3 separate regions of the Homo sapiens genome follow, and regions 1 and 3 are each linked to region 2. The links are chromatin contacts, found by Hi-C or POLR2A ChIA-PET in ENCODE. All regions are on one chromosome and are shown on one strand. The core of a region is the stretch at or near the end of the contact, and the rest is flanking DNA. Distances in the headings are between cores, read along the strand shown.

Evidence for each region. A loop is a pair of places that touch in the nucleus more often than their neighbours do. ChIA-PET counts read pairs that join two places held with the same protein, here RNA polymerase II (POLR2A). Pooled maps may share reads with other maps.
Region 1: a pooled map shows a loop between it and region 2 (5-fold over the local background). The contact joins the promoter of TMEM50A here to the promoter of PAFAH2 in region 2. A Hi-C loop is called at or near these places in 2 of 37 single-sample maps with no recorded cell type and 12 of 50 pooled maps. POLR2A ChIA-PET finds 5 or more read pairs at or near these places in 1 of 52 experiments (PC-9).
Region 3: a pooled map shows a loop between it and region 2 (5-fold over the local background). The contact joins the promoter of ARID1A here to the promoter of PAFAH2 in region 2. A Hi-C loop is called at or near these places in 5 of 50 pooled maps. POLR2A ChIA-PET finds 5 or more read pairs at or near these places in 2 of 52 experiments (activated CD4-positive, alpha-beta T cell and activated CD8-positive, alpha-beta memory T cell).

What each region holds. Positions count from the first base shown.
Region 1 is chr1:25,337,000-25,340,231 of GRCh38, forward strand. It overlaps TMEM50A (transmembrane protein 50A), which reads left to right and starts at 1,335. Exons shown (of 7, transcript NM_014313.4): 1 at 1,335-1,457. It also overlaps a transcript of RSRP1 not described here. RefSeq lists silencers at 1-173, 1,165-1,284.
Region 2 is chr1:25,996,496-25,999,759 of GRCh38, forward strand. It overlaps PAFAH2 (platelet activating factor acetylhydrolase 2), which reads right to left and starts at 1,568. Exons shown (of 11, transcript NM_000437.4): 1 at 1,530-1,568. RefSeq lists enhancers at 1,314-1,393, 1,564-1,653, 1,664-1,713.
Region 3 is chr1:26,694,030-26,697,264 of GRCh38, forward strand. ARID1A (AT-rich interaction domain 1A) reads left to right here and starts at 1,986. Exons shown (of 20, transcript NM_006015.6): 1 at 1,986-3,235. The coding sequence starts at 2,375. LOC124900417 (translation initiation factor IF-2-like) reads right to left here and starts at 2,376. Exons shown (of 2, transcript XM_047439473.1): 1 at 2,188-2,376; 2 at 1-1,936. The coding sequence starts at 2,376. The coding sequence ends at 1,250. LOC101928728 (a long non-coding RNA gene) reads right to left here and starts at 102. Exons shown (of 1, transcript NR_135804.1): 1 at 1-102. RefSeq lists enhancers at 819-1,755, 1,756-2,691 and silencers at 1,670-1,999, 2,090-2,249, 2,620-2,949, 3,000-3,235.

The DNA of each region.
Region 1 (3,232 bases), core at 85-2,584, 660 kb before region 2:
AGATGAACCTGTGCGTATCTCTTAACGACAATTGACCCACCTTTTTAACTGAAGTGAAGGGGGGTTCTGCTCCGCGACCACTTCCTGGATCTCTCCCTTCACCCTCTGTGTTCTTTCGGGTGCACCATCGGGTCAAAGCCGCAGCAACGCCGTCTCTGTGTGATCGCATGTGCCCTTCTGCACACGACCTTCCCCCGAGAGTGACCAGCTACCGGACAGGCACCAAGGAGGGCTACCGAGCACCTCCCGGACCGGCGGCTGCAGGATCGCGAGCGCCTCCGCTAGGGAGACCGCACGTTGCGCCTGTGCTTCCTGCGGTGGCGCCTTCTGCAAGGAGACCTCGACCCTGCTCCCTCTCCGGGGCTGGATCTGACTCCTTGACGGTGATTCCAGACGCGAGACCCAAACTGACGGCTTCTAGAAGAGGGGCGAGCCCGGCCGCAAGTCTTTCACGTAGCTAAGTCATCGTTGCTTCCGGCTTCTTACCGTTCTCCCCTTTGTAAACGGTTACCTCCCGAAAACCCAGGCTCTCCTCCAACAGTGGTTCTCAAGCGAGGCGATCTTCCCCGGGAGGGGATATTTGGCAAAGTCTGGGGGCATTTTTGGTTCACTGGGGCTGCTACTTGCATCCACTGGGTAGAGGCGGGGGATGCAGCTACACAACCTGCGAAGCACGGGACAGCACCCTCCCCAACCCAGACAGAATTAGCCGGCCCAAAACCTCAGTAGTGCCCAGGCTGAGAAACCCTGCCTTAAACAAACAACAAAGAAAGGCCAAGTCCCATAAGTGGGTCACCGCGCCGAGACTGGGGTCCACGGGACACCCCAGCCACGCCAAGCCGGGAAGTCCCCGCCTCCTGGAGCTGAACCCGCCCCTCTCCCAGAGGTGGAGCTGCGGGGGGCGGGAACAGGCACGGAGAAAATAAACAAGACTAAAAAGTCCTGAGTAGCGCTGTGTGGCCGCAAACCTGAACCCACCTTTTGCACCACGCGGGACCCGGCACTCTTCCTGCCACCCACCCCTGAGAGGGCTGCGCGGCCGACCCCAGTACTAGAAAACACTCGTCACCTCACTCAAGACGGGTACGAAGGCCAACGGACGCCTTCCTTTAGAACGCTCAGCACACAGAGCAACTTCTCACGCCTACTCTCAAATGGCGTACTCCAAACTAGCACTCCCGACGTCCAGCTGTGAACCCAGAGCGGCGGAAAGCCCCTGAACCCAGCGCCCGGGCATGCGCAGACGCGTTGTTGTGGTGGGCGTGGCTCCCTCCGGACCCGGCGCCCCGCCCTCCGCCCCGTGTCCGCATGCGCGACTGAGCCGGGTGGATGGTACTGCTGCATCCGGGTGTCTGGAGGCTGTGGCCGTTTTGTTTTCTTGGCTAAAATCGGGGGAGTGAGGCGGGCCGGCGCGGCGCGACACCGGGCTCCGGAACCACTGCACGACGGGGCTGGACGTAAGTGTCGGGCGGGGAGTGGGGGTAAGAGAGTAGCGGCCGCAGGCTGGAGAGGCCTCGGAGCCGGGGCCGTCTGACGGGCTGGTGCCCACAGCACAGGCTCGTTGCCGCCACCCTCCCGGAAGCCGCAGACCCGGGCTGAGCCGCCGCGGACCTCTCCTCTCCTGGGTCCGGCGGCGCCAGGAGAAGGCGACGGCGTCCAGACCCCGCCAAGACGGAGAGGGGACCGCGCCCTCCCCCGGGACACCCCAGGATCCCTGGAAAATCCCCCGATCCCCCACTTCACAGCTGGACAAGCCGAAGCCCCGAGAAAGGAGCGTGACCCGGCCAGCTCCCTCAGCGAGGGGTGCCCCGGCTAAAGGTGGCTCCCCCATCTTCCAGCGGCGTCCCTCGAGACCTAAAAGTCCCAGAGTTTGGAGGGCGGGGTCTGGCTTGAGCGTACCAGTCGTCGTGCAAAGAAAAATGGATTCGGGGTGGGGCCATTGGGATGAACCGAAAATAACACTTATTGAATTGCAGTTCTTCCCGGGGAAGAATCAAATGAGTGAATTTCCTAAATTGAACTTGTCCCAAAGGCATCTTAGCATTGGCTGTAATCATATATTTTAATATTTAATTTTTAAAAGAGAAGTTAAAAATGGGAGACGTTGCTCTATTGTAGGGTGTCATATTTTTGGACAACCATAATTGCTGGCTACAAAGTATCTTAAGGAAGTCAAGTTCGCTGTAGGAGTTTGGGTGTTGTTATTCGCAAGTTATATGTATTTCAGGCTTTTTCATACTCTGAAATAGAGATAACATGGCTGTATCTCAGGTCTCTACTGCTCGGCTTACAGGAATGTTTTATATAATTTGTAAAGACAGCTTGGGTCGGCTATATTTAAATAGCAGTTGGATTTTTGTAATCTGAATTACTATTAACCACGATTCTGTGCTTGCTTTTGGCTGGAAACACCCGTTAGGATCAGAGATAGGGATATTAAAGTGGATGTTCTTTATATAGAAATGACACCAAAAGGCAGGCTTGCAGAAAGAAAAATAATGAATGAAGTGAAAGGAAATGATGTGGGTAGAGGTAAGAACTGCAGTGCAGTGTTTAATTTCTTGATTTAGGTGTGAAGAAACACACGTTCTGTGATAAAATATGTAAATTAGAGAAATATTTTTCATTTGAATCTGTAATTCCACTCAGAGCCAAAGTTTATCACTTGTCTCTCTACTAATGTTAGTGCTCCTGGACTGTAAATATCAAATTCATTTAATAAGTTTGGAATCAAAATGATACAAAAGAGCTCCTGTGGATTAGTAATCATATACTTGGTATTAAAAGTACCACCTAAACTAATTTAATACCTACTTAGAAATAATAGGATGTGACAGATTTTCAGGAGGAGGTCAACCAGTAGTTAAAATTTTTTCAATATTTGGAGACCCACCTTTGTTAATACTGCTTAAATATATCCAAACCATTTATTTCTATTTATTTATTATTATTTTTGAGACAGAGTCTTGCTCTGTCGCCCAGGCTGGAGTGCAGTGGCACGATCTCGGCTCACTGCAACTTTCGACTCCCAGGTTCAAGCGATTCTCCTGCCTCAGCCTCCCAAGTAGCTGCGATTACAGACATGCGCCACCACCCCCGGCTAATTTTTGTATTTTTAGTAGAGATGGGGTTTGCCATGTTGGCCAGGCTGGTCTCAAACTCCTGACCTCAGGTGACCCACCCACCTCAGCCTCCCAAATTGGTAGGATTACGGGCATGAACCACCACGCCC
Region 2 (3,264 bases), core at 318-2,817:
GCTGGGCCTGGTGGCGGGCGCCTGTAGTCCCAGCTACTTGGGAGGCTGAAGCAGGAGAATGGCGTGAACCCGGGAGGCGGAGCTTGCAGTGAGCCGAGATCGCGCTACTGCACTCTAGCCTGGGCGACAGAGCGAGACTCCATCTCAAAAAAAAAGAAATAGTAACTACTCACGAGATTGTTGATGAGGATTAAATAATGCATGTAAAGCACTCGATGGATAGAAGGTACTATAACCATAGGAGGCAACTATAATTATTTTAACTACATGCCTCTCAAGTTCCTTATACGTAAAATGGATACTTCGTAAGTGAAAATATTGCCTAGGGCCTGGTGCATTTTCAGTGCTTATAAAATGTTAGGAACTAATTAACAATGCTATGTCTCTCTTTCCTAGCCAAGGTCTCTCATTTTTCCTGGATTAAGCCCTTTGGCAAAACAGATTCTTTCCCAGCAGCCTTTTCAGGCCTCAGACACCCCTACCAAAGCCAGTGTCTACTGAACAGGCCCAGAGGAGCCCAGAGGGAATGGATGGGGCTTAGGTTGCAGCTGTCCTCTCCTGCTGGGACCCTGTTTCTGGTGAGCAGAGGACTGCTGCTCTGCCAGCTGTGTGACACTTTCATCACTGGCTATTTCAAGATACAGTCCAAGATAAGCACTTCTCTTGTGCTTCCTTTCAGACAAAGCTCTCTGAAGACTAAAAGCTCATTGGCCTGACCTTTGGTCTCTGGAGGAAGTGAGGAAATATCATCCAGCTCGTAGACAATGAAGACACCAAGCACTCGAGGGATGAGATTGAGCAACAAGGTGGCAGAGCTAGAGAAGAGGCCTGATAAGAGTGTTCCAGAGCATTAATAATTGTGATAAAAATAATCTCTGTCTCTTGTGAAGGTCTTACAGTTTACAAGGCATCTTCACACATACTAGCTTGTTGGCTCCTCAACACTCCTCACCTGAGACTGATGGAGCAACAGTCATCTCCGTTTTAGAGAGGAAGAAACTGAGTCCCAGAGTTGTATGATTTGCCCAAGGTCACAGAGGGTGAGAGGCAGAGCTGGCCTAGAACCGGGTCTGCTGACTTCGAGTCCAGGGTAATCGCGGATCGGAAAGAAGGAATGGGGACCCTTCTTCCACCGCCATGAAAAACAGAAAACTGAGAGTAAGAGTAAAGTACACAAAGGGTGGAGGAGCATAAAGAAGCCCGGGGTTCAGGGATGTGAGGCTGCAGGGTGAAGGTAGGGCCGAGGAATCAGGGTAGGGCTGTGGGGTCCAAGGTGGGGCTGCGGGGGCTGGGTCCTGGGACGGGAGCTCAGTGGGGATTCCAGGGGCACTGGCCGTTAAAAGTGCGAGGCGACCGTGGGAGGGTCAAGGGAGCGGGTGGCTACAGGTGTCTGAATAGGAAACGTAAAGGACGAAGATTAATGTGCAATTCCTATGACTGAGAGACGCCGAGGCCCCAAACCGGGCCAGAATACAAAAGTCTGCAGGAAGCTCAATTGAGATATAGGTGTTTTCTCCAATCAAACTTACCCAGTCAAGCTGATTCCTCAGAAGCAGCCCCAGACGTTTAACTCGACGGAAATGAGAAACGACCCATGAACCCGTGGCCCTTTGGTCGTCGTAGTTTCCAAGGCTCAAAATGGACGCTTGGAAGCACTTCTCGTTCCTCAATCTAGAACTACAATTCCCGATGTACAGTGCGCGAGATTGCGCATTACAACTCTAAAACTACACCTCCCAGAGTTCTACGCGACCGTCCAGCCCCGCGTGGTCGTGCGAAACCGCCCAAGGCCTGGGATGCGGTGTGATTCCTCCCCCTGGTGGCCTGAAGAGGTGCCGCCGCGATTTCTGCTCTCGAGCGGAGGGTTTTGCCTTAGTCCCGTGCGTAACCCTCCGCCTCACCCTCCTCAAATAGTCCTCAGGCGTGCCTAGAAATGGTCCCCGCTTCGCTTTATTCTCAAGGAGGTGGGAGGAGGTTGGAGTTTGTTTTGTGTCTTCTGCACACTTTGCTTCCTGTAAGAATAATAGACTGATCATTCAAATTAAGGGGACATTCCCTACCAGCCTGCATCTGTTGACACCTGTGATTTTCCATTGTCCTCAAAAGACTCCCTGGCAGAGAAAGGGGAGGAACCCGAGTAATCTGCTGGGCCGCATCCATCCCACATTACTGTCTAATGCTGGTTCTTAGCGACACTGATGGACAAGATACCGCTCCTAGCCTCAACAGAATCACAGTCTAGCAGAGAATTCAGACAAATGAATAATGACAGCACAGAGCCGTGATCTCATGGGGAGACACAGCAAGCGTGGGAGCCTTGAAAAGGGGCCTCTGGCCAGGCTTGGGGGAAAAGGGCGGTGTCCGCAAGGCTTTTTAGAGGGAGTGATGTTTGTTAACATTGAGACCCGATATAAGGAAAGAACGTAGCCAGGAGTACAGAGACTGTGAAGGACGTTTCAGAGTATGGCATTAAGTTCAGTGCTGGCTGCAGCTAAGTGTGAGGGATGGAAGGAGAGTATTCTCGGGGGAGTGGGCGTTAGGCAGAGCCCATCCTCAGGAGTTCTGTAAACTTCTATAGGAAATTTGGATCGTTCAGGCAGCTCAAAAACGTTCAACGGCCCTCTACTACCTATGAAGTGAAGTCCCAACTGCTTAGCCTGACATTCAAGGTCTTCTCCAACCTGCACTCCCCCACGCCCCACCCCCCACCCTTCAGCGCCCCTCCTCTGGGAGCTTTGTTCATGCCTCCAAAGTTTCCGCCGACATCTGTGTGTGCCTCGCACATGTGAGTCGACTCACACTGCCTTGGGTATCTCCTGTATTAGAGGTCTTAACTCTTGACACATTGTGAGCTCTTTGAGGTCAGGTACTGAGTCCTGCAGTCGCCCCCTCCACCCTACTCTTGCAGCCCACATCCCCCCGAAACACCAGGGTCCAGAGTCCCTGCTTTAGGCTCTCCTCTCCTGCCGACACACTGTTGTCACCCCCATCCTTCCAGGAGCCAAGATAAAGTCATCAGGAGAGAGTGCTGGCAGCCCTGCACTGTGGTAATTAAGCCTCGGATCTCATTAAATCTGTGGCTGATGGCGGTGGCCACAGAACCTGAAAAGCTTAGCGCAGATCAGAGAGCGGCTCCCTTTGGCCCATTAATCCGTGCTGTGCAGCTGGCCAGAACACTCACGACAAGCCAGAGGTCCTTGGTCATGAGAGGGACAGCTGGAGGTCATTTCTTTCAGTCTCCTACTCCCAGACCAGGCCATGCTG
Region 3 (3,235 bases), core at 736-3,235, 700 kb after region 2:
TACCAGTCAGTCGGATCTTCTTGGTAGGCTGGTTTGGTTCTTGGCTTGAGGCCGGGGGAGGGGAGAAGAATAAAACTGTGGGATTTTTTTTTTTTTTAAATCTCATCACTCTTAGATTAACAGGAAGGTTTTGCCTTTCTGGTGTAGGATGCAGTAAGTTTTCTTGGGGAGAGAAATGAGTTCAGGCTTTGGAATTATTCATAGTGACCAGGGACATTGCCAGCACTCCCGGGTCCTGCATAATCTAAGATAATGCTCCTGTGGCCATGAAGTCTCCCTTTACAAAATCTGAGGGGGAAAAGAGATCCTGGTGTCTAGGAACACTGGCCTGGGCCTTTCCCAAGGCAGCCTTGGGTCTGGTGAGGAGCTGGAATCCCCTCTGGCTTTTGTAGCCTGTCATATCAGAACATTCCAAGTCAGCCTGAGGAAGAAAAGGCTGCTGCTGGGATTTGGTGGGGCCTGTAGATCAGGAGAACACTGGAGCTTTCTGTGTATGTCGATCTTTTCAGATAAACCTGGCCTTCTACCCAACTCCAGCTCAATCGGGGTCTCTTAGAATGTAATGGTAAACTTTAAACAATCTTTACGCTACAGGATAGAAAACAAATCTGACAAGCATCCATTTTCTAAGTGACTTGTTGGACTGTGCCTTTTCTTCAAGGAGAAAATGGTTTCCATTTTCTGCATCTCTCTTCTGTAATGGTTTGAACACTCAGGTTCCTGCAGTCCCTGGAGCCTCTTCTGTGGGTTTTCAGTATTAGAAGGTACTGTCTTTGGAGACTGGGGCTACTTGTCATGGTAGGCTAAGTTTTCTTAAGAGGGAGTGAGAAACGGTGTTTAGGTTTTCCTGCTGGGTAACTGTTCTATGCTCCTAAAGCAACTTCAGTGGCCTCCATTTTAAGTTAGTGGTGAGATGATCAGTTTTGACTTCAAATCCATTTTGATATTCTGATCCCATTGTTGAATGTGCTCACAACTTGATTTTTTTTTTTTTAAAGGCAAGTAGACCGAAGGCAGCTTTGGTGACTCCACTTCTTTTTAAAGTCACCCTCCTCTGCCCTCTGACTTTAAGTGACAGGCAGTTCCCTCCCCTCTCTTTCAATTCTGTAAAATGGGGATAATCCGGACCTCATGCCCCCAGAGCCTTGTAAGGACCGGCTAATGAGGGCAGGCGAGTGGGAAACGAATCGTCTGAACAATGATCAGTCATTCTTTCGGGCTTGCAAAGAGGGTAAAAAAGGTTGGGTCTTTAGCGGGGTCCGTAGAAGGCTTTGAAGACGAAAAGTGCTGTAGAGGTGCTAAGCAGCAGCCAACGGACCGGGCCCGCTGCCAGGGGGTCAGGGCTGGGCCGAGGCGGCCGCGGTCTCAGGCTCTGGCCAATTTTGCAGCCGCGGGTAAAGTTCACGCTGCCCGCTCCCCTCGGTACGGCCGGGAGGGGACAGACCTGGATAGGGACGCCGGGAGGGAGGCGGCGCAGGCTCCAGAGATGCGCGGGCTCCGGGCCGGGTTTTCTCCGAAGCCTTCGGCGGCGGCGCTGCCTAGCGAAAGCGGCTGAGGGCCTGCCGCCGCCGCGGCTTGTTCTCTCCCCTCCTCCTTTGTGAAGGGAAGGGAGCGAGTCCGTTCCACGGCCTGCGCCCGCTCCGCTCTCCACTCCGGGTTTGCCAGGCGGCCGCGACGGCGCTGGGTAAAATGGCAGTGCTGAGCCTCGTGTCGGAGTGAGGGGGACTCGGAGGAGAGTGGGGCGCTCTAGCCGCTCAGTCCGGCCGACCGCTTGCTCGCCCGCCCGCTGCCGCGCAGCAGCCTCGACCCAAGCCGCAGCTGGCGAGGGGAGGCAGGGCGCCGGGCTCGGCCCGCGCTCTGACTCTGGCTCCCGGCGCCCCGGCTGCTGCCGCGCGCCCTCCAGCCCGCCCGTCCCGGGTCCCCCTCCCCCCGCTCCCTCCCTCCCTCCCCGCCCCCTCCCCCTCGCCTCCCTCCCTCCCTCCCTCCTCCTTTCTCCGGCAGCAGAAAGCGGAGAGTCACAGCGGGGCCAGGCCCTGGGGAGCGGAGCCTCCACCGCCCCCCTCATTCCCAGGCAAGGGCTTGGGGGGAATGAGCCGGGAGAGCCGGGTCCCGAGCCTACAGAGCCGGGAGCAGCTGAGCCGCCGGCGCCTCGGCCGCCGCCGCCGCCTCCTCCTCCTCCGCCGCCGCCAGCCCGGAGCCTGAGCCGGCGGGGCGGGGGGGAGAGGAGCGAGCGCAGCGCAGCAGCGGAGCCCCGCGAGGCCCGCCCGGGCGGGTGGGGAGGGCAGCCCGGGGGACTGGGCCCCGGGGCGGGGTGGGAGGGGGGGAGAAGACGAAGACAGGGCCGGGTCTCTCCGCGGACGAGACAGCGGGGATCATGGCCGCGCAGGTCGCCCCCGCCGCCGCCAGCAGCCTGGGCAACCCGCCGCCGCCGCCGCCCTCGGAGCTGAAGAAAGCCGAGCAGCAGCAGCGGGAGGAGGCGGGGGGCGAGGCGGCGGCGGCGGCAGCGGCCGAGCGCGGGGAAATGAAGGCAGCCGCCGGGCAGGAAAGCGAGGGCCCCGCCGTGGGGCCGCCGCAGCCGCTGGGAAAGGAGCTGCAGGACGGGGCCGAGAGCAATGGGGGTGGCGGCGGCGGCGGAGCCGGCAGCGGCGGCGGGCCCGGCGCGGAGCCGGACCTGAAGAACTCGAACGGGAACGCGGGCCCTAGGCCCGCCCTGAACAATAACCTCACGGAGCCGCCCGGCGGCGGCGGTGGCGGCAGCAGCGATGGGGTGGGGGCGCCTCCTCACTCAGCCGCGGCCGCCTTGCCGCCCCCAGCCTACGGCTTCGGGCAACCCTACGGCCGGAGCCCGTCTGCCGTCGCCGCCGCCGCGGCCGCCGTCTTCCACCAACAACATGGCGGACAACAAAGCCCTGGCCTGGCAGCGCTGCAGAGCGGCGGCGGCGGGGGCCTGGAGCCCTACGCGGGGCCCCAGCAGAACTCTCACGACCACGGCTTCCCCAACCACCAGTACAACTCCTACTACCCCAACCGCAGCGCCTACCCCCCGCCCGCCCCGGCCTACGCGCTGAGCTCCCCGAGAGGTGGCACTCCGGGCTCCGGCGCGGCGGCGGCTGCCGGCTCCAAGCCGCCTCCCTCCTCCAGCGCCTCCGCCTCCTCGTCGTCTTCGTCCTTCGCTCAGCAGCGCTTCGGGGCCATGGGGGGAGGCGGCCCCTCCGCGGCCGGCGGGGGAACTCCC